2 separate regions of the Homo sapiens genome follow, and region 2 is linked to region 1. Evidence: chromatin loops called from intact Hi-C (ENCODE). Cell type or tissue: A673. All regions are shown on one strand. Links, peaks and the distances in the headings refer to the core of each region. The heading gives the core; the rest is flanking DNA.

Region 1 (11,479 bases), core at 1,262-9,261:
ATAATGTCGTTATGAGCTTGGGTGAACAAATACCTCTTGGAGATCCTGTTTTCAATTCTTCTGAATATATACCCGTAAGTGGAATGGCTGGATCAGATGGGGGTTCTAGGTTTAATTTTCTGATGAACTGCCATACTGTTTTCCACATCGGCTGCATCATTTAAAATTCCCACCAACACTATACAAGAGTTCCAGTTTCTCCACATCCTTGCCAGTATTTATTTTCTGGTTTTTTGATAGTGGCCATCCTAATGGGCAAGAAGTATATAATAACTCTTACACCAGAAACTCTTTTCTTGCTGAAGCTTTCTATTATTATTATTGTATTAGAATGTAAAAACCCGAATAACTTAGTTTGCCTTAGTTTGCCGATATAATAGGAGATAATTTAGAAAGATTTCAAAACTGACAAAGTTTTGACATCTAAATTGTGCATTCATATGAAACCTGTTCTTTTTGCAGATCCCCTGATAGGTAAAACACTGCTTCTCCAGGTAAGTGACGAAAAACCAGGGCTGCCTAGTAGAACAAAAGGCCTGGGGCCTTTTCTTATTTTTTGCTCTATCACCCAGGCTGGAGTGCAGTGGCGCCATCTCGGCTCACTGCAACCTCTGCCTCCTGGGTTCAAGGGATTCTCCTGCCTCAGCCTCCTGAGTAGCTGGGAATACAGGAGTGCACCACCACACCCAGCAAATTTTTAAATTTTCAGTAGAGACGGGGTTTCACCATGTTGGCCAGGCTGGTCTTGAACTCTTGACCTCAAGTGATCTGCCTGCCTTGGCCTCCCCAAATGCTGGGATTACAAGTGTGAGCCGCCATACCCAACCAAGGCCTGGGACTTGCTGCTGCAGAGGAAGGGAGGGTGCTGCAGAGGAAGCACAGGGCTGAGGTAGAGTGGAGTCCCAGTGCAAGTCTTCAAGCTGCCAGGGGCTGCTGCCCCGCACTATCTCCAGGCCAAAGGCCCTGAAGCAGACACATGGGCTCCGGTTCTGGCTCTGCCACCAACTAGCTGCCCAGCTAACTTGTCTGAACTCCTGCAGAAAGGAGAGCAATTGAAAGACCAGGAGTGCTTATGTCCCTGGCGTGCTGGGAAGTTTAGATAAAAGAATGAAAGGAAACTGCCTGGCACTTCGTAAACCATCAGCACGTGTTTGCTGCTATTACTGACTGCATTACCATTTCTGGTCCTTCTCATGGGCCTGGCTTTCCACATCTAGGCTATGGATTTTGTCAGATTCATTTCACAAATCTTGGGCATCTTCTGGTACCCAATTCTGGATCAGGACCAGTGCCCCTCTCTGCTCCCTTCATTTGCCATGGCTTGGTTCAACTCACCTCCTATTTCTTGTCAGCACCTCGCACTCCTCAATCTCACCAAACACTTCAAAGCGCCTCTTCAGCTCTCGGGAGCTCATGTCGCTGGAGAGATTTTGAATGTACACCACGCGGCCTTCCCCCTGCCCAAGAAGGAGGACAGAGAGAGACTCCGTCATTGCCTGGCTTCCTGGGGCCCCTCTGGGAGTGGGCTCCCGTGGAGTCCTTGTCCTAGTCCATGATGCCTGGCTGAGTGAGCAATACCGGCTGGAGTCAGAGAGAGGACAATGCCAATCTCTACCCCAGAGGACCTGCCCTTGTTAGGGGAGGGTGTTGGAAGGGAAGAGGCCTCCAAGGAAGCCACTGCTTACATGAAGGAAATGAGCAAAGACTGGGGCTAGGAAGGGGGAGGGATTTATCACCATTGATATGCCTGCATATTCAGTAGCTTTTGGACTTAACCTTTCAAGTCTGAGCAGGGGAGGTGCTGGGGTAGGGCAAGCACAGGAGGCAGGTTGATTGTGAGTGTGAGAGTGGGCTGGAAGGAAGGGTAATGGGGTGGGGGCATCAGGGATATTGGTTTTGCCTGGGCAAAGTGGCTGAAGCCACAGTATAGACACTGTCACCAAGGCGTCACCTTCAGGAGAGTTCCATGCTATGCCAGTGGGTGCCCAGAACAGCCTAGCAGAGGGAAGGGGTGGGAGAAAGTCCAGACTGGAACTCCCCTTCCCCTCCTCTCAGATCTGTGATTTGATCTGGTTGAAGCCACTGCTATTGGACAAATCACTCTGACCTGCGAGAGAAGCTGCAGGCTTGTTCCTGGAAATCTGTGTTCCCATAGGAAAAACACACAGTTTCTTGTCCTGGACAGGCTTGCTCTGGAAACAGGTTATAGCCAGTGATGCTCCAGCCATCCCACCCACGGACTACACATGCCAAGGAAGAAAACCCAGGTGGCGGGTCCACAAACAGGACTCCGTCGTCAACAGTCAGGGGAACTGTACATCCCACAACATACGATGTCCAAGCTCAGCTCAACAGAGAAATCCCCTCCTCCCACTCTCCTTGCAGCTTCTTGAATTCATAAAGCTCCTTTCTGCCACTGCTCCAAACACTTGTCCCCCTGAGTCTTCGCTTGGTTGCTCCTTTTCATCAATCAGGGCCCAGCTCCCTGAAGGTGCCCTTCCCTGGCCACCCCATAAACACATCTTCCTCAACAGTCCTGTTTACTTTAGATTGTTACTAATTGCACATTACTAATTTCACAGTGCTTATCCCAATCTGTAATTACATTGTTTATTCCTTTGTTTATGAGTCTATTATCTCTCTCTCCCTTCTGTTCAGCCAGAAGGGGGGCCTCATCCCTCTTGTTCATTGCTGTCCTCCAACGCCCAGAACTGTGCTAGGCCTGTAACTGCTGAATGACCAGACCCAGACTCCAAGAAGATGCTCCATGCACAGTCCACGGTTTTAAGGACCTGTGTGCAGACAGCTGTGCACCTCTAGGGTATGCATACCTCCTGTGTGCCCCTCCTCCCTGAAGTGCCACATCACATGGGAGAGACTCAGCAGGAGTCTGTTTGTCTTTTTGTGTTTCCATCCTACTTTCCTCCTTCCTTTCTAGTGACATAGCCTAGCTGGCCAGCTCCAGCTCCCCACTCCAGGCCCCTGATGTGTTTTCTCTGTGGGGAGCTTTGCAGTAGGGTCACCAGGCAAAGGCAGAAGGCCAGGGCCTGTGGACTAACTCTGGGAAGGCATTAGGGAGGTGGGTGGGGAGGAAGGGACAGGCTCTCTTGGTCTCTCGGCACTGATCAAGTTGGGGAAAGCCTTGGGAAGCACAGGCCCAACTCCCTTACGTACAAATGAGGAAAAGTGAGGCTCGGGGTAGCTGGGGGACCTGCCCACGGTCACATAGAAGGTGGTGGCAGGGCTGACTTGTAACCTGGCCAGCCTGGCTCTGCTCCCCACTACCACAGCCCGCCCACTTGGCTCTCTCAAGGCCCCTGACGCTGAGCCCTAAATCACCACCAACAGCACACTCATGGCCAGTCTCTTGGTTGAACTTTGCATGGTGCCACCTTTGATGCCCTTTAGTGACCCTCGTGCTCTTCAAATGAGAGAAATATCATTGTCTGCTGTTGCCATAGTCCCTTCTTCCCCAGGCAGAGGCCGAAGACTGAGGGGCTCACCAGCCAGCCTCAAAAGGCTTTGGTCCATGAAGCCCCCACACACTTCCTGTCCGTTCCCATTCACTCCAGGCTCTGGGCCCCCAGATCACTTACAATGGCCTTTTCCCGCCGCTTCCTGGCGTGCCGGATGCTTGGCGTTCTGTCTGAACACGGCCCTCTGCTCTCACATCTGTCAGTGAACAAGCAAAGCAGAGGCACTCACTCTCGGGAGATACCATGGGGGTGGGGGCGGATCTGCTCCAGGACGCAAGGGATGCTTCCTTAGGATTTGTTCACGAGGGCACACAGCTGGAACTGCCTCCCGCAGAAACCTAGCTTCCCCTTCTGCAACGACGGCCCAGGGCTGTGTGTGGGCCTGAACATCTGGACACATGCCTACTGCCAGCTTCCGGACTGGATCACCGGGAACCACTGTGTTGCTCATTATAATCCCACCCCATTCTGAGCCTTGCCTCTCTATGCCATTAGGGGTAGAAAAGCCCTTTTGCTTTATTATCTTATTTGACCTGATTTTTTTTTAAACCCCATGAGGTTTTATGTTTCTCCATTTTCCAGATGAAAAATCTGAGGCTCAGGTTTGAGATGGGATTTGCTTAAAGCCAGAAAGCAGAGAAGTTAGAAGCAGGTCCTTCTGATTCCAGAACCACTGTTCCCTTTGGGTTCATGCCTCAGCCAAGCAGCAGCCCCTGGCCATTGCAGCTCCATGCTTCCAGGCTAGCTATCAGGCTCATTAGTCCCATAGCCCGAGCAGGCTCCCAGGTGCCACCCACCTGCAGCCTTCCTTGCCTGCTTGCACGCTGCCCTCACTCATCCAGTCTGAGTCACTGACAAATACAGCACAGAGGACAAGAACACAGGCTTGTGAGTCAGACAGCTTGAGTTTGAAGCTTGGCCCCACCGCCTCCCTGTTGGGTGACCTTGGGCCAGTTACAGAAGCCCTCTCAACTTCAGTTCTTCATCTATAAAATAGGGATAACCAATTGTGTCCATCCCTTGGCCATTTGTGAGGATTAAATTTAAAAGTGCATGTCAATGCTTAGCCCAGGAACTGCTCCGTAAATATTTGCTCTATTTTTCTATGTAATCTCTTTGAGCCTCAGCTTCCTCATCTATAAAATGGGGATAAGCAGCAGATACCTCCAGGTGCACCTGTGAAGCTCTAGTAGGATAATGGGAGGGGAAATTACTTGCAACTTTAAAGGGTTACCTAATTATTGTATTATCATCCCTTTTGCAACAGAATTGGTAGAATTTCCCCACCTGAAGAGCTGAGAGTGCCTGGAAGGTATCGTGGAGTTCAAGATTTGTGTTGTTAACCCAGCTTAACGTGCTTTCTGTTGCTGAGTGTTTGGTACAGGTCTGGAGAAGGCTGATTAGTATCTTACCAGGTTTACCAGGTACTGAGCTCAGCCAGGTAGCTGAGCAGGAGCCAGGTTACCCAATTAAGTTTCTGTAGTGAGCAGAAAAAGCCAGCCCTGAACCTGGCCCAAAAGTGAGAAGAGAAAAAGGAAAATCCATGGGGGTTTCTAGAGAAGTTCTCGACTCTTCCCAGGCAATTCTATGAATGCAGGCCCAGCCCAAACACCTCTGAGCTGGGCAGGAGAGAAAGGAGACCAGGGAAGCTCCAGCTTGGGGGATGTATTTCAACATGAAGAGAACCTGGGCAACTGCCTAATGTGGAGATGGAGTGCTTTAGCTCACAGCAAAGCAAGGCTGAAGCCAAACCTTTGACATTGGACCACTGTAGGGCAGAAGCTACCCCCGGGAAAGAATGGAGCCAGAAAGAGAGGCTCAGCGAAGTCGGCAGAACGCAGCTGTGACTGACGAATCCTAGCTTCTACAGTAAGGGCTTGCTGGAGAAATTGCTGCGGACCTCACTTTGAGGAACAAAAAATTTAGGGCTTCTTAACAAGTTTGCGGGGAGCCCACAAACCCCCTAAAATTGAATGCCCAGTTAGATGTGTATGCACATTTTAATATGGAGATGGGCCTTTGCTTTAATCAGGTTTTCAAACAGTTAAGAACACTTGTTGTAGATGTATAAACATAAAGCTGAAGTCTTTTTACATTTTATTTAACAAAAAAAAATTTTTTTTTGCTAGTCCCTTTAGAAGGGAAGAAGAGGTATCTTCGCAAGACCTAAATTCTGGTCTCAGAGTATGATACTCTAGCAATGTCATCATCATCACCTGGGGACTTGTTGGAAACGCCAATCCCTGCCCCTGCCCCTGCCCCTGCCCCACCCCAGACCTACAGATCAGACACCCGGGTGTGGGCCGGCCAGTGGAGGCGCAACAAATCCTGCAGCGGATTCGGCAGCTGGGCTCTAGCCCAAGAGCAGCATCTAGTGGCCACTCAGCTTCACCTCAACACAGGGCTGGGGATGATGACACTGACTGTCCTCAAGCCTTCCCCAGGGAGAATCAGGACCCACTGTGATCAGAGAGGAGCAACCAGTACCCTCTGAATCTGCCAAACCTCCATTTTTTCTGCCCAGCTCCCCAGCTGACTTTTGGACTGGCTTCTTCTCCAGTCTGGTTCAGCGAGCGAGGATGATACGAGCAAGCGGGCTCATGAGGCATCATCCCTCCACTGAGGTCAAAGCCCTTCGAGGGGCAGCCAACTGGTGAAAGCCACAGCACAACTCAGCATGACCCAGAAACCTTATCAATGCTTTATGTCCAGGTATTTTCCAGAGCACAGATTAGAATTACACTAATCTTTCTTTTACTTATAAACATCCCTAGAATTCAAACTGTTGGGGCAGGTATGTTTGCACAAAAACTTATCCATTTTACAAACATAAAAGCAAAAAGTACAAATGGATAAGGGACAAGTTCCTTTATAGACGTAAGCCCACAAATAGCCAGGAGTGGGTTTTCTTTCTTTCTGGAGGCCAGGATGTTTGGGACACTCTCGATTTCACAGACCAGGCTGTGCCTGCCTCCAGAACTCACCCACAACTGCCCCAGAAGACCACCTTCAAGGCTCCTGACCAAGACATGGGCCACACTGGGAGATGCAGCCTCAGTTTCAGAGCAAGCTTCCCAGGGATCCTCCCTCCTGGGGCTCCTGGCTCCCCGGGAACTGGGATCCTCCACTGCCCGCTGCCTCTCCTGCAGCCCCCTGTTCATACCTGAAGTTCCTTCGAGTGGCTGGTGACCAGGAGTGGCAGGGTGAAGAGCCAGAGCTTGAGCGGCTGCGGGAACAGAGCTGCCGGTTGGCCTTGCTTGGTGGGCTCTGGTAGGGGCAGTGGTCAGAGCAAGTGGGGCTGACCCCTGAGTCCTCTTCTTCATCGTCCTCCTCCTCCTCCTCCCCTTCTTCCTCTTCCTCCTCTGGGAGGAAGCTGCTCTCGCCGCTGCTGCTGCTGCTGTCTTCAAAGACAGTGTCATACTCAGGGCTCTTGCAGGAGGCCAGGTCTTCCTCCTCCAGGGCGGTCTCCAGCAGCCCAAAGTGTTTGGTGAGGCTGGCACGGATCTCATGGTCTCTCAGCAGCGTGCTGTCCTTGGGTGGGGCGCCAGCATCACAGCTTCTGTCTTCCTCCCTGCCAGGGGCCTGTGCCTCAGCCCAAGGGGCACCCTGCTGGGGCCAGTCCTCAAGGTGAACCCCAGACGGCTCCCAGGACCTCAGCACCTTCCTTTGCAGGACGCCTTCTGGTCGGAGCACCTGGCAGTAGTCATGGTCTCCAAAGGAACAGGAGAAGGGACGCTTCTGGCCAGCCTGGGAGGCTGGCTGGGCTGTGGCATGTCGCAGGTGGGACAGGAGCTCACTTCGCTCTGGGTGCTTCTTTGGCAGCTTGTGGGCAGCCCCTGGGGTGGCCTTGAGTGAGAGGCCCTCAGGGGAGGGGAGGCTGAGAGCTATTTCTTTGCCTAGACTATGCTTGATGTCTGGTTTGAAGGGATCCTCCTCTGTGGGCTTGTACGGTGGTGTGGTGGGTGGGGTGAGTCCTGCCCGAGGAAGAGGAGAAAGGTAAGATAAAGACAGATCACTTCTCCAAGGGACACTAAGACCCTAAGTTTGGGGCCAAGCCTGGTAGCTCACACCTATAATCCCAACATTTTGGGAGGGTGAGGTGGGTGGATTACTTGAGGCCAGGAGCTCGAGACCAGCCTGGCCAACACGGTGAAATCATGTCTCTACTAAAATACAAAAAAATTAAACAGGCTTGTTGGTGCAGTGAGCCAAGATCGTGCCACTGCACTCCAGCCTGGACAACATAGTAAGACTATGTCTCAAAAAAAAAAAAAAAAAGAAAAAAAAAAGACCCTAGTTTGGGATGGCAATAAAATGGCCAAGTGCCTTTACTCCCCCAACCCAGTGGATGGCAGACATCACTAACTGATCACTGCACTGCTGGCTGAGCCTGGAGGTAGGCTGGGAATCCTCCAATTCTTTGGAGTTGGCATGTGATGAAATCCATTTGCCATCCCTTCTGTGACCTACTAATGGCAGCTGGAACCTCCCAGTCATCCAAATACCTCTTCCTGATCTACGTCCAATCGTTCAACAAACCCTCCCAACTATACCTCTCATATGCCTCTGGTGTTTCCCATGACGGAGAGGGGGCAGGCACCGCAGATAAAACTGCCCACCTGGGCTGGGTGCGGTGGCTCACGCCTGTAATGCTGGTTCATTCCCAGTGAGTCTTCTTTATGGTACCTATTGCAATTTGTAATGATCTTCCTTTTCTGTTTGCTTTTTGACTGCCTATAACATAAGCCCCGTGAAGGCAGGCATCTTGCGCATCGTTCATTGCGTGGCACCTTGCCCATGCATGATGAAAAACTCAGAGATGCACGGGTGTTTTCCTGAAGGCACCTGCCAGTGGAAGCCCCCTGGCTCACCTGCTGTGCCACAGAGCTCCACTGTCAAGGTCTGCTCAAAGCTCTTCTTGCCAAAAGTTGGGTCGCTGGTGGAGGCAGGGAGGACAGAAAGGAAAGAAGCAAGTCAGCAGCAGGCATCCACCTCCCCGCCCATGAAAGGGTCGCAGGGAGTGCTGTGACAGGCCCTGGTTCCACTGCCCATGGAAATGGAGCCTGAGATGCATTCGCTCTGGGGGAAACCCCATCCCGGCTGTTAGAGGAATTCAAGCTGCACAGCTCTTTTAGGAGACACAGGCAAGGTTCACTGGAGGGTAAATAGAGGACAAGTGTTGTCAGCCTCCTTATTTTATAGAGGGAGCAACCGAGGCCCAGAAGGAGGAACGGACTTGCTGAAAGCCACAGGGCACTGTCAGAAAAGAACTCTTTTCAGGGCCCCCAAGAGGACAGGTTATGAAATGGCCTGAGGCCTTTCCTCTGGCCTGCAAAAGTCAGTTTCTAAACACCAACTCCCTTCTAAAGGAGCCCAGCTCCTGAGGGTCCCAGATGACAATCAGGGCACAGGGTGTGGGGCCGGGGCCAGGGGTGGGCGCTGATGAATCCCCCATCACCACCAACACACACATCCAACAAGACAAAATCTCATGGAACAATACACCAATAATTTCTAAAAATCTACCTTTGTGACAAGGCCAGCATGAGGCACCTGGGAGAGTCTGAAAAGAAGACACAGAAAAATAAGATTCCCCAATATGGTATCACTAGCAGATGTTTCCCCTCTGGAGGAGACCCTAGGCCTCCACTGGTGCCAAGCACAGCTGCCCTTTGGGCAGGTGACCAAACACCTCTGCCACTTTTAGAGAAGGGCAGAACAACTCAAATCCACCTTCCATCCTAGTCTCAGCTGGGAGAGCGACTTGATTTTGCAGAAAGTACAAACAGGTGCAAGAGTGACCCCTTCTGGCTAAACGTGTAGCACAGTGAGGAAGAACTTGACTCTAAGTCCCACTGCTGTGAGCTCTGGACAGACAGCCCTGCATAGGGCTCATCATTAAGTAGCTCTGTGCCTGAGTTTCTGTATCATAAAATGGAGACGATGACAGTCCCTACCAGAGAGCCTTCTTGTGAGGACTCAATAGGGACAATCTGTTCATCTGAGACCAGTGCCAGCACGGTAAGTATACAGTGGCTAACTGTTGTTATCATTACTGCTATTAGCAGCATTTAAAACTCTAGCTGCATTGTGGAGCTGAACTTATAGCCTTACGCTTCTGTCACATCATCCCCAGTGAGTCTTCTTTACAGTACCTATTGCAATTTTGTAATTATCCTCCTTTTCTGTTTACTTTTTGACTGCCTGCTTAATTCATTAAGTGGCACCTTGCCCATGCAAGATGAAAAACTCAGAGATGCATAGGTGTTCTTCTGAAGATCTGCTCCAACTAGCCCAAAGAAAAGCTGAAAGCCAGGGAGGGGAAGGGACTTGTCCAAACCCATATAACACTTTGTTGGGGGACGGGGACTTGAACACAGGGCTCCTGGCTCCCAGTGCAGAGGGGCATGCTGCACCCCATCCCTGCCCCCACTTCGCAGACCACCAACTCTGACTACCTCTGGGAGGGAGCTGCGGGCAGCTGGGGTCCTCATCCATGTCCCCACACCCACTCTCACAGGGGCTCTCCAGGGCAGGGATCTGGGGTCCCCGTAGGAGCTGCTGGTCTTGGCCACTGTCCTCGTCCGTGGGGCTGCCCAGCTCCCGCTCTACGTCGTAGGCCTTGGGAGCCAGGCACAGTGAGGGCAGAGCACCTTGGGGCTCCGAGGGGACCAGCGGCTCATCTGCAAATGTCAGCCAGGGGCCCAGCTCAGGGTTCAGTCTCCGAGAACGCCGCACGGGGCACACAGAGCTCTCCAGCTTCCTCCCCAGCTTCGTCCATGGCAGGCCTCGGCCTGGCCTTTTCCTGCCCCACTCCTCCTCCTCCTCTTTTTCTTCTTCCTCTTCCTCCTCCTCTTCTTCCTCGTCTTCCTCCTCCTGCTGCTGCAGTCTGGCAGGCCGGCGGACCTCCCTTTTCACCTCCAGCCGCAGTGGGCGCAGGCTTGGTCTGGGCCCGGTGCTCTTGGGTGAAGCTGCGATCCTTACCTCCTCCACCGAGGACGGGCGACCAGGGGAGGCCTGACTGTCTTTGGGGGGCCTGGGCCTTGACCGAGGTGTGAGGGAGGCATAAACAGGCGTGGCCAGACGGTAGGGTTTGCTGACATCACAGAGCACGTCTTGAGCCAGAAGTTCCCTCAGAATGGAGAACTCAGCCCAGGAGGCTTTGGAGTGGTGCCGGGACCAGGGCCGGGATCTGACCTGCTGGGAGGGGTTGCTGCAGGCCTTGGGGAGTGGCTCAGGGGTCTGTGGGGGCAGCTTCCTCTGGGGGAGGCAGTAGGTGTGCATGTAGCGTATGAGTTGCACCATCGCCTGCATGTCTTCCTGGGAAACCGGGGCACCGGGGTCTGCCCTGCCCAGAGCTAGGGAGTCCCGGGGAGAGGCTGGAGCTGGCTGGGGGCTCGGGCAGTCCTCACCCGGCTCCTTGTCCTCCTTGGCAGGGAGCCGGGGACTCTGGAGGCATGGTGGCTGCAGACCCCGATCCTGCAGGCAGCACTGTGCCGAGGTGAGGTGCTTATGTAGTTCTGTACAACTTCGGCTCTGAGACTGCATCATGGGAGCCTTCTTGTCTTGGGTGCTGTCCGCCTAGAGAGGGAGAGAGGCCAGAGTGAGGAAGGAGGCCCAAACACTCCTCCCATGTGTCTCATCCGCATGGTCACTGGCTGGCCCATTGTGTCTCACCTGGATCATAGGAACAGCCAGGTTTCCTTCATTCCGTCCCCAGCTTCCCACACAGAGCCGGGCACCTGGCTGTGCTCAGTGGATGAGGAATGAAGGAAAGACCAGCCTCCTAACAGCTCTCCCAGCCATGGAATTTCGCCCCTGCAGACCCTTCCAGATTCACTGACAAAGCCCCACTCTGACCATTCCGCCTCCCTGCTCCGTACCCCTCAGCCAAGAGCCGGGCAGTAGGTTCATGGTAGCCTGGAGCTGGGCGTAGGAAGGACTTGCTACAAATGAGCACTGGGGGATTCATCGATCTCGGCCCACTGCAACCTCTGCTTCCC
Region 2 (11,479 bases), core at 1,202-9,201, 270 kb before region 1:
TGACCCAGAATCTAGGATTCTCTCCCTGGCTGACAGGTGGGGAGACCGAATCCCTCCCTGGGAAGATTCTTGGAGTTACTGAGGTGGTAAATTAACTTTTTTCTGTTCAGCCAGCTACCCCTCAAGGAATCATAGCTCTCTCCTCGCACTTTTATCCACCCAGGAGCTAGGGAAGAGACCCTAGCCTCCCTGGCTGCTGGCTGAGCTAGGGCCTAGCCTTGAGCAGTGTTGCCTCATCCAGAAGAAAGCCAGTCTCCTCCCTATGATGCCAGTCCCTGCGTTCCCTGGCCCGAGCTGGTCTGGGGCCATTAGGCAGCCTAATTAATGCTGGAGGCTGAGCCAAGTACAGGACACCCCCAGCCTGCAGCCCTTGCCCAGGGCACTTGGAGCACACGCAGCCATAGCAAGTGCCTGTGTCCCTGTCCTTCAGGCCCATCAGTCCTGGGGCTTTTTCTTTATCACCCTCAGTCTTAATCCATCCACCAGAGTCTAGAAGGCCAGACGGGCCCCGCATCTGTGATGAGAATGTAAATGTGCCAGTGTGGAGTGGCCACGTGTGTGTGCCAGTATATGGCCCTGGCTCTGCATTGGACCTGCTATGAGGCTTTGGAGGAATCCCTCACCCTCTCTGGGCCTCAGTTTCCCCTTCAAAAAATGAATAAGTCGGACTTATTAACTCTGAGTGCCTTGCCAGCACTAACATTCTAGAGTATTCCAGGTGGTTGCACATTTGTCCAGATGAAGCAAGGCCATATACCCTAAACTTCCATCCTGGGGGTCAGCTGGGCTCCTGGGAGATTCCAGATCACACATCACACTCTGGGGACTCAGGAACCATGCCCCTTCCCCAGGCCCCCAGCAAGTCTCAAGAACACAGCTGCACAGGCCTTGACTTAGAGTGACAGCCGGTGTCCTGGAAAGCCCCCAGCAGCTGCCCCAGGGACATGGGAAGACCACGGGACCTCTTTCACTACCCACGATGACCTCCGGGGGTATCCTGGGCAAAAGGGACAAAGAGGGCAAATGAGATCACCTCCTGCAGCCCACCACTCCAGCACCTGTGCCGAGGTCTGCGTCGAAGACAGAATGGACAGTGAGGACAGTTATGTCTTGTAAAAGACAAGAAGCTTCAGATGGGTACCCCAAGAAGGATGTGAGAGGTGGGCGCTTTGGAGGTTTGCCCCTCACCCACCAGCTGCCCCATCCCTGAGGCAGCGCTCCATGGGGGTATGGTTTTGTCACTGCCCAGACCTAGCAGTGACATCTCATTGTCCCCAGCCCAGTGGGCATTGGAGGTGCCAGGGGAGTCAGGGTTGTAGCCAAGACGCCCCCGCACGGGGAGGGTTGGGAAGGGGGTGCAGGAAGCTCAACCCCTCTGGGCACCAACCCTGCATTGCAGGTTGGCACCTTACTTCCCTGGGATCCCCAGAGTTGGTCCAAGGAGGGAGAGTGGGTTCTCAATACGGTACCAAAGATATAATCACCTAGGTTTACAAATATTTTTAGGACTCACGTTAACTCACATTTATACAGCAGAAATGCTATTTTGTATGCTGTTGAGTTTTTCTATCTGTGTACTTTTTTTTAAGGGAAAGATTTTAATATTAAACCTGGTGCTTCTCACTCACAGACTTTGTGGTCTCTCTCGGGTTTGGGTTCCTGCCCATAGGGAGTGTGGAGTGGGGCACATGAGGCTCACCCAGACGCAGACCCCCAGACAGGTCCCTTCAGCTCTGAGTCTCATTTCATTCATCTGTAAAGTGGGGATTTTCGCTCTCCCACCCCTCGCTGGAAGCTGGGGGGCCTAGACCTTGGGCTTGGTTTCCCAAGGTGGGAAGCGAGCAGGCTTTTCTGGCTCCACAGAGCCTGGCCTTGAGTCGGGCAGGAGGGTGTGGGGCTGCAGGGCTGCTCCAAGGCTCTGGTGCTGAGGCGTCTCACTGCCTCCACCATGTGCTTTGGCTTTGGCTATCAGCTGGGACACCCTCCCCTCCACTCCGCCCACAGGCCCGGATTGAGGCCGGCGTGCTCTGTGACAGGCAGCTGCTAGAGCCCAGATTCCAGGTCCAGGTGAGTCATGATCAGGCCCCAGGTAGGAGAAGGGCAGACAGAGTGTCCAAAAGCGTGAGAGCACGAAGTGAGGAGAAGGTGGAGAAGAGAGAAGAGGAAGAGGAAGAGGAAGAGAGGAAGCGGAGGGAACTGCGGCCAGGGTAAGGACAGGGGAGGGAATAGGGTGGCGACCAGGCTGTGGCTTTGAGGGCAGAGAGGTGTAGACCTGGCAGGACCCAGACCCCTCACGGCTGCAGCATCTCAGGGGTTGTGGGGCCGGCATGAGTCATAGGCTCTCCTGCCGAGCCCAGGCCTGTGGGACCCCGGCAGCAACACAGGGCCAGGGGCAATAGGGTTGCTGGGGGCAGGGGACAGAGTGCTAGGGCCCTCCCACCTGGGCCCAGAGTCCTGTACTTGGCTCACTTGAGGTGGACCAGATGTCAGCCTCAGATCCATCACTGTGTGTCCTTAGCCCCTCCCTTGCTCTCTCTGAGCTGGGGAAACGGCATCTTCATTTGAGTGGGTGCGGGAAGGACCTCATTTTGGAACCACAGGCCTCCCTGGACTGCCTCCAGGAGTCTGGGGCTGTGGCTTCAAGTGGGGAAAAGAATGGAGCCATGGGACAGCTCTGACTCACAGGCCCAGCCGCCAACTCAGGGGCAGCTGAGCCACACCAGGGAAAATACCCGACGGCTATAAGGCCTGGCCATACAAAGCCCACCATCCCAGGGATCCTGGCTTCAGAAAACACCCAGAGCCTGTGACTTCTCTTCTAGCTGTGGCAGGAGTTGAATGAGGTGATACCCGGATCTGCCTTGTAAAGAAAATAACTAGCCCACATTCCAGACAGGGATTATCTTTGCTGGTGCAAAAGCCTCTGTCTGGAGGTCAGAAGATCTCAGCTCCCTGTGTCTCAGGCCTGCTCCTTATGGGAACTTGAGTGGATTACACCACATCAGGCCTCAGTTTCCCCAGGGATAAATGGAGCTAGATGCCACACTAAGACAAAGGTTGATAAAAATCTGACTACCACTATCCAACAGTTACTATGCCCCAGGGCTGTCTGGTTGCTTCACACACATTAGCTCATTTTACCCTCCCAAAAGCCCAGTGACCTGAGTCCTACTATTATCCCATGTTACAGATGAGACACCAGTCCAAGCTGTTGTTGTTTTGTTTGTTTTTGTTTTTCTAGTTAAAGAAGTTTATTCAAGGGCAAAGTGTGAGGGTAGTCGTCAGGAAACAGGAAAACCAGAGAATGGTGATCAGTGCTTCCCTGTGTGGGGCAAGGTGAGGATGGTTTATATAGCCAGAAACGGGTGGGTAACACAATTACATTTTCCATACAAAGGTTAACGTAGAGCTACAAGATTTGATTGGCTACTATTGACTACACTTTAAGGGGGCTGCTTAACACTCATTTGTAAAGAGGTAATGATCACCAGCGTGTCATTTAGTCCAGGTTTGAATAAAGAATGGGGAGCCCGGTTAAAGTATAACATTCTCAACACAAAAATCAAGAGGCAATGGTCAGAGAGCAGTCCTGTGATGTGACTCAGTTTCCAGGGCTTAACTTTTCCCATTGGCATAATGAATTGGGGAGCTCCTGAAATTTTATTTTATTTTCACAATTTTGATTTGCATTCAAACCAAATCAAATGTGCATTCAGGGAGGTTTTGAAGTGACTTGCCCAAGATCATCTGGTCAGTGTGGCAGGGATGGGAGAGGAGCCCAGGTCAGACTGACTCCCAAGTCAGCACTCAGGGAGGTAAAGCACCCACCCAAATTTGCAGAGCTAGGGACTGGGGAAGCCTGCGACAAAACTCCTATCTTCTGTCTCCAGACCTTCTGGTACTGTGTTTCCCCAAGAGAAAGGATAGGAAAGGACTGGATGAGAAAGGAAAGCTAACATCATCTGAGAGCTAGAGAAAAATAATAAAAACTCATTTGTGGGAGGGCTTGGGCCTCTCAGGCCCCTGTGCAGAGGGCAGGCAGGGTCTGGGGTAACCACAGGTCAGCCCCTGCTGGGCTCCTGCCTCCCAGTCTCTCCCCTCAGGCGGGCCCAGGGAAGACGGGTGAGCTGGGATTTTCCTCCCAGACAGATGAGCCACTTGGACTGCACAATTCTTCCGCCACCCCACTCACGGCCGGGGTTCTTGTTCCTGGAAAAAGAGGGAAAGACTGAAAGGAGCTATTTCTGCCGGGGCCCTGACCTGCAGCTGATGAGGGTCTCACAGCTCCCATTCACGTCCCTTCTTCTTTGAATCAGGGCACCGTCTCTAACAGGCCCCTTTTATTTTAGTTATAATGTTCGGTTTTGCAATTAAAAATTATTTTTAATGGGCATCAGGATATTTCCTTCTGTCTTTGAATATGCCTTTTGTTTCTAATTTGTGCAACTATAACTTCACGTGAACCTCATGGATTCTGGCTTAGGCAAGTGGCTTCTATGTAATTAGCAGTGATTCCATCTTAATAAGGTCCTGTGATCTGACAAAAAAAAAAAAACTACTTGATACAAGTATTTATGTCATATATGCCTGTATTTAAAAATCCATTACCAAAATACATAATATAGAAAGAGAAGGTCTTCTTTGAGTATTTTTATATGTTAAATGCAGTAACATTTTAAATCTTTATTCTCTTTATTCAGCAACTCTGTGGTACAAATTTATCTTGTTGAAATTCTGCCTCTCACTATAAATAGTTTAGTTATATTTTTCAAAGTTGTTTTCTTTATATCCATACTAATATTTGTATCTGTACCTATCTACATAGAATATAGCTATAATCTTCAACAAAACTCCCATTTGTCATTGTGCAACTTTTTGTTTTTCACTTAACAATATATCATGGGCATACTCATAGGTCCATGGGAAATACAGATATTAATGCATTCATTTTGAGAGATGCACATAGTTTAAAAGCAAGCCTGTGCCAGACATTATTTAACCAATGTCAGAAATGCAAAATGCTTGTTCCCCAGTGCCACAAAGAAATAGCACTCGAACATAAATTTAATTTCCTCAGCAAGGCAATTTTTACTTTCTGCAGAGAGGGTGCTCCTGGCAGATGGAACAATGGCGAGAGCACACCTTGACAGGGGAGGGGAAGAGGTTCTTATTCCTGACACAGGCAGCCTCTACTGCTGCATTGTTCCCCTATTGGCTAGGGTTGGACCGCATAGTCTAAGCTAATTCCAATTGGCTATTTGAAAAAAAAGAGCAGGAGCATGAGCTGGAGTGCCGGGGTGAGTAGTTTGGTGGGAAAGGTGGATACGAACAGGTGGCTCAGGATGAGTCAGGATGGAGCAGGTGACTCAGGTCAAAGCAGGTGACCAGGGGAACAGATGTGAACTGATTAGGACTGGTGGGAAAGTTGTTTACTGAAACCAGAAGCAAGGGGGCGAAGAGATCCAGGAAGTTAAACTTTAAAATGGAGAATCAAAGAATAAGAGAGCTGAACATATTGACATACTGATTCTTTGAAGAGAAACTTGGGGTTCACTATATTTAACACCAATCTCCTACTGAGGGGCATTTGGACTATTTCCCATTTTTTAGAGTTATAAGTTATGCTACAATGGCCATTATTTATAAAATATGTTTGTTTTTGCATATTTAAGTATTTGTTTCCATAGCATAAATTCCTAGACATTGAGTTGTTGAGTAAAGAGAATAAACATTTAAAATGTCACTGAAGTCTAAAAATTCCCTTTTAAGTACATATAGTGCCCTGGGCGGCTGAGAAAATCAAACATACAAACAACAGAAACAACGTTATTTAATTCTAGCTAAGTACTCTGGACTGGTGGAGGAAGTATGGACCCTCTTTGGTTTATTGAGAAAAGTCATAAGTGGGTGACAGAGAAGAGTTGAAGACAGAAATGCGCCAAGCTGAAACATTCTCCTTGGCATAACCAGAAACACCCAGAGGACTTGGCAAGGCAGGAAGCTTCCCACAGTGCCATTCAGTGCTGCTGCAGCTCTACTAATCCATCATCCCACATCTAGACAGGGCATCCCACCCGTCGGGAAACCCAGCCTTCCCTCACCGCCCTGCTCTGCCCCAGTCCCTCATGGTGTAGGGTGTGCTCCTACCAGTGGTCCCATCGGATCCTCACGATTAGCCTGTGAGAGGAGCCTCCAGATGAGGAGGTTGAGGCTCAGAGCCATCAAGTGGCTTGGCTACAGTCACTGCAGGGAGGCTCTTGCCTTCCAGCCTCCCTGCTCCTACCTTCCCCGGGGGTGTCTAGGTCCAGTTCCAGATCTCAGAGTGGCCAGCAGGCTGAGCCCTGGGGTCAGGGGCCAGCTGCCTACACAGAATGTGGCTCCTGGAATTTCTTGGGTGGTGGGGGGGGGGCGGGCTTCTCCTTGGGATGGGGTTCTGGGGCCGCTCTGGGCCATGAAAGTTTCCCACAGCTTGGAAGAAAATCTGCCACCACTGTGTAGGGGTCTGGCGAGGGACCATTGGCCTGGGGCAGGGACCTGGGGACATCACAGAAGCCGAACTGTCTCCCTGTACCACCCCCTCCCAGCTGGCTCTTCCCTCACCCACATGTTCTTGGCATACAGGTCTGCCCTCTCCAGCAGCTCCCACCCCCCACCTGCTCAGGGCTCCTCGCCTTCTCCTGCAGGGCTTCACAGCAGGCTGCCCTTGCCCAGCTCCCCTTTGCAGATCCACAGTCTCTGGTTTTAGATTTTGTGGGTCTTCACTGCAGGAACTAGAAAAGTCACAAACATGGGGAAGTAACACAGTTTCTGGAAAATCACAGAATTCTAAGTCCCTTTTTTCCCCTCTGAAGAGACAAGAGGGAAGCTTCCACATCTGAAAATTTTTCTTTTTCATTCTTGATCTTCCTGAAGCATAGTGATGGTCTTGGTGTTCCCTTGCTCAAACATCTTCAGTGGCTCCCCGTGGCCCAGCAAAGTCGAGACTCCTTCATGGAATCTTTAAGGCCCTCCCTGATCTGATTCCAACCTCTCCTACTGCCTCTCCCACATCTGCCCTCCAAGGTCCATCCACCTTGTGTGGGCCACTAGCTTCCTGACCTCTGCCCCTTTTTTTGGTGCTACCGTCACCACCTAGAATGCCCAGTCTTTTATAGCTGAAGGTCAAAGTCTTGCTCAAGCTTCCAGCCCAGCAAAAGCTACTTTCTCCAAGAAGCTTTCCTCATTCTTCAGCTGAAAATGATTTCTCTTCGCATTCCTTTGTCTGTGCCTCTTATGGGCCCTCACATCTGTTCAGCATTCTTAGCCTCCCATACCCTGTGCACTCTTACGCCTCCAGGCCTTTACTGTGCTGTTTCTCCTTCTTGGAACATTCCTTCCTCCTCCCTGTATCTCTCCCCCAACTCCTCACCCTTCTCACTTCCTCTCAACTCAGATAGGGCCTTCCTTGACTCTTCTCTCCGGTGATCCCAGGACATCTTGCAACTCCCCCAGTGGCCTGGTTCCTCTCCTGGCTCTGACAATAGGCTGTGAGTTGCAGAAGGGAGGGACCACAGCTGACCTGTTCACCACCATGTCCCCAGGGCCAGGGACAGTGATTGAGAAATATCTGTTGCATGCCCTTCACCTGCATTATTGTCTCACTGGATCTGAGTCAATAGCCCCTTCCCCATTTTACATAATGAAGAAACAAGGCCTTGAAAGGCCGGGGACCTGGCTGTGGTTAGGAGTGGGGAATGAATTCCTGGTCTATCTGGCTCCAAAGCCTAGGCTGTTCCCCTTTACCCTCGATCCTCCTGAGAGCCCCTGCCATTGATGAAAGACAGTGGTTGAACATGTGGGCTCTGGCTCTGGGTTCCAGGGTTTAAAACCCAGCTCTGCCACTTAGCTGTTTAACTCCAGGCAGGTTACTTACCATCTTTGAGCCTGTCTTTCTTCATCTGTAACATGGAGTAATTACAGCTTTCCCCTAAGGTGGCTGGGAGAATCAATGAGATGATCTGTGCAAATAGCTCAGTCCAGAGACTGGCATGAAGAGTGTGCCCAATGGATCAACCAGAACAGTCCTTCTTCATGCCCCTGTGTTAATGCAATTATTAATAGCACCCCTTCCAGTCTCAAAGGTTCCAAATTGGATGACAAATCATGTTAATGTCCATAGATGTCAGATATTATCAGCTGCACTGTATAACACCACTTAGCTACTTGCCTTACCTCCCACCAGGCGGTGAGGTCCCTGCATGCAGGAAAGTGCTCTGAGCCTTGGCCTTCCTGGGCCCAGAACAAGGCCTGACACATGAAGCATTTGCTGAATAAATTGCTTTTGGAGGGTGGAGAGCTTCTCCTTGCTCTTCATTTATTCATTCATTCATTGGATTGTTTATACATTTCTTCATGCATCTGGCATTGACTGAGCACTCATCTGCCAGGCAGGGCCAGGTGTAGAGGGTATAAAGAAGACCGGAAGGGAGACTGGCCCTACCAGGAAACTCCTGCTGCAGAACAAAGGGGTCAGAATGACATCACACCAATAACCACTCTCATAACTGTGCTTCTGTTGACAGCGAGAAGTGCCAGGAAACTCAGGGAGCCACGAGAGACTATAAGACAGGGACTCAGTCAGGCAAAGGGAGGCTTATGGGCCAGGTGGAAGCAGAAGTATGTGGAACAGGAAGAAGGAGTGTGGGGGTGTATGCAGGAGCTGCAAGTGTTCAGTACAGCAGGGAGGGTGGATGGAGAGAGAAGAGGCAGAGATCAGATTGCAAAGGCCCCTGTAAGCCCTGCTACAGGGTATGGCCTTGATCTGCTCTATGGAGCTGCAATAGTAATGGGAGCAAATACCCCATAGTACTCCAATTCAGACACTAGAGCTCAATCCTCAGGCCTAGAGATAGGTGTGGTCGAACCTTTGTGGTCCAGGGTCAAAGAGGAACCAGTTGCCAAATTGCCATTATTCTGTCTGGGTCCCTGGCTCCTAGCTTGGGCCCACTCCACTCTCTGGTGGGGAACCTCCTGGGTCCCAGGGCATGGGCTGCAGTTGGGGTTAACTGGGCAGGAGGGTGGGGGCTAAGCTGTCCTTGACCTGGGGTCTGGAGGTTCCAGGGTCCAGGAGTCAGGCAGGGAGATGAAAACTAGGCTCTCAGTATGTGAAGTGTGACATGGCCCACACATTTCTTCAGAGTTTCCTAATCCTTGGGCTGTCATGCAAACTCCTCTCAAAGTTCCTCTGCCACAGGAAGGGGTAATGTCAATCTGGGATTCTTGTTTGTCACCTTCCCGGCAGCATCACCAAGGCTTCCTCAGTCAGGGCTTACCCCACTGAGTCCCATGGCACTTCCCCACTCTGTGTCCACTAGCGGTCAGCACACCCACTGCTGGGGGAGGTCAGGATCGCCCTGTGCAGTGTGCTGGTCATTAGCGTAGGCTCTGCAGCCAGGCTGCCTGCTTCCAGTCTCAGCTCTGTCATTCCCTGGCTCTGGGACTTTGGGCAAGTGAACTAACCTCTCTGAGCCTTGGTTTCCTCATCGGCAAAATGGCGTAATTAATAGAATCAGCCTCATGTGTTAAAAGCACTAAATTAGATAAATATGGAAAGAGCCTGCTGTGGTGCCTGGCACATAAACAGCACTCAGAAAATATTAGGGAGTCCAGTGTGGTGGCTCACACATGTAATCTCAGCCCTTTGGGAAGCCAAGGCAGGAGGATCGCTTGATGCCAGGAGGAGTTTGAGACCAGCTGGAGCAACACAGTGAGACCCTGTCTCAACAAAAAGAAATAGAAAATTAGTCAAGTGGGCGGTGTGTGCCTGTAGTCCTAACTACTCAGGAGGCTGAGGCAGGAGGATTGCTTGAGCCCAGGAGTTTGAGGCTTCAGTGAGCTGTAACTCTGACACTGTACTCTAGCCTGGCAACAGAATGAGACTTGCCTATAAAAAAAGGGAAAAAGAAAAAAAAGAGGCCAGGTGTAGTGGCTCACGCCTGTAACCCCAGCATTTTGGGAAGCCAAAACGGGCAGATCACTTGAGGTCAGGAGTTCGAGATCAGCCTCGCCAACATGGTAACCCCGCCTCTATTAAAAAAAAAAAAATATATATATATATATATATATTTTTTTTTTTTTTTTTGAGACAGAGTCTCTCTCTGTCACCCAGGCTGGAGTGCAGTGGCACAATGTTGGCTCACTGCAACCTCCGCCTCCTGGGTTCAAGTGATTCTCCTGCCTCAGCCTCCTGAGCAGCTGGGACTACAGCCACGTGCCACCACGCCTGGCTGATGTTTTGTATTTTTAGGAGAGACAGGGTTTCACTGTGTTAGCCAGGCTGGTCTCCATCTCCTGATCTCGTGATCCACCTGCCTGGGCCTCCCAAAGTGCTGGGATTATAGGTGTGAGCCACTGCACCCAGCCTCTGTCAAAAATATTAAAAAATTAGCTGGGCGTGGTGGTGGGTGCCTATAGTCCCAGCTACTCAGGAGGCTGAGGCAAGAGAATCACTTGAACCCAGGAGGTGGAGGTTGCAGTGAGCTGAGATCACGCCACTGCACTCCAGCCTGGGTGACAGAATGAAACTCCATCTCAAAAAAAAAAAGAACAAATGAACAAAAGAGTAAGGATTAGGCCTCTAAATGCCATTTTTTCCAGGAGGACAGAGTACCTTCCTACTCACGGGGCTTTGGCATACAGCATTCATTCATTAATTCATTCACTCTTCATACATCTAAAATCAGTGGATCAGAATGGTCAGGTATACCTGTACCATAGGAGGCAGAAATGCCCTCACCAGCTGTGTGATCTTGGGAAAGTGACTTAACTTCTCTGAGCCTTGGTTTGCTCTTCAGTAAAACAAGGATAATAACCACACCTACCTCTAGAGTTGAGGATTCAATGAGAAAATTCCAAAGAGCACTGGGCGTGCTGCCTTTCACATAGTGAGCACCTGATAAACCTTTGAAGCCTGCCATGCAAGGAAAATGCTGGGATGCGGTTGAGCCCAAAAGGCCTGGGATGCATAATAAGGATACCTGCCCATCTGGCAGGAACAGGGAGGCTTCCAGGAGGCAGCGAGTCTGAAGGAGCTATAGGAATTAGCTGGATGGATAGAAATGACAGGACAAGCAGCATCCTTTGATCGTGGGGACAGAGACAGGTCCTGCCAAGGTGGCCTAGGCCATCCCTCAGGACTACTGTAGCCTCCACCCCTCTTGCTGGTTATACCCCTCCTCCACCTAAACATGTTCCACCAGAGAGGGGTCTCTGCCAGCCTGGGTCAGGGACTTGGTGAGAATTGCATGAAAGCTGGGCAAGATCACACACAAACTTTGCATCCGTGTTAGGGGTGCCCAGGTTTCCTCAAGGCCATCCAGGGACTCTCAAAGGCAGTGGCCTCAGCCAGAGGGAGCATGAGAATCCGCTAGAGAGCTTGTTACCTGTGCAGGTACCCCCCTCCCACCCCTAAGTCAGCAGGCCTGGGATGGTCCTGGAGTCT

What was found. Peaks named below come from ENCODE experiments on the same cell type or tissue, not always from the same donor. Only the 100,000 strongest peaks of a DNase experiment are listed, where the experiment ranks them.
Region 2: it touches region 1 in a loop (3-fold over the local background); 14 of 110 quality-filtered maps call a loop at or near these places.

The regions. Positions count from the first base shown.
Region 1 is chr5:149,832,234-149,843,712 of GRCh38, reverse strand. It overlaps PPARGC1B (PPARG coactivator 1 beta), which reads right to left. Exons shown (of 12, transcript NM_133263.4): 5 at 9,935-11,057; 6 at 9,003-9,039; 7 at 8,348-8,412; 8 at 6,640-7,450; 9 at 3,597-3,672; 10 at 1,336-1,457. Among named protein-coding and RNA genes, the nearest start is that of MIR378A, 110 kb to the right of the region's middle. In A673, for the core only: a CTCF peak has its summit at 5,850 (motif pointing left); DNase peaks (open chromatin) are centred at 3,782 and 5,852; H3K4me3 peaks cover 2,504 bases; H3K27ac peaks cover 6,861 bases.
Region 2 is chr5:150,103,989-150,115,467 of GRCh38, reverse strand. It overlaps PDGFRB (platelet derived growth factor receptor beta), which reads left to right. Exons shown (of 23, transcript NM_002609.4): 23 at 1-1,629. It also overlaps a transcript of CSF1R not described here. Among named protein-coding and RNA genes, the nearest start is that of CSF1R, 23 kb to the right of the region's middle. RefSeq lists a promoter at 1,420-2,198, enhancers at 2,110-2,859, 3,570-4,082 and a silencer at 5,128-5,422. In A673, for the core only: no CTCF peak of the experiment used is centred there; a DNase peak (open chromatin) is centred at 6,017.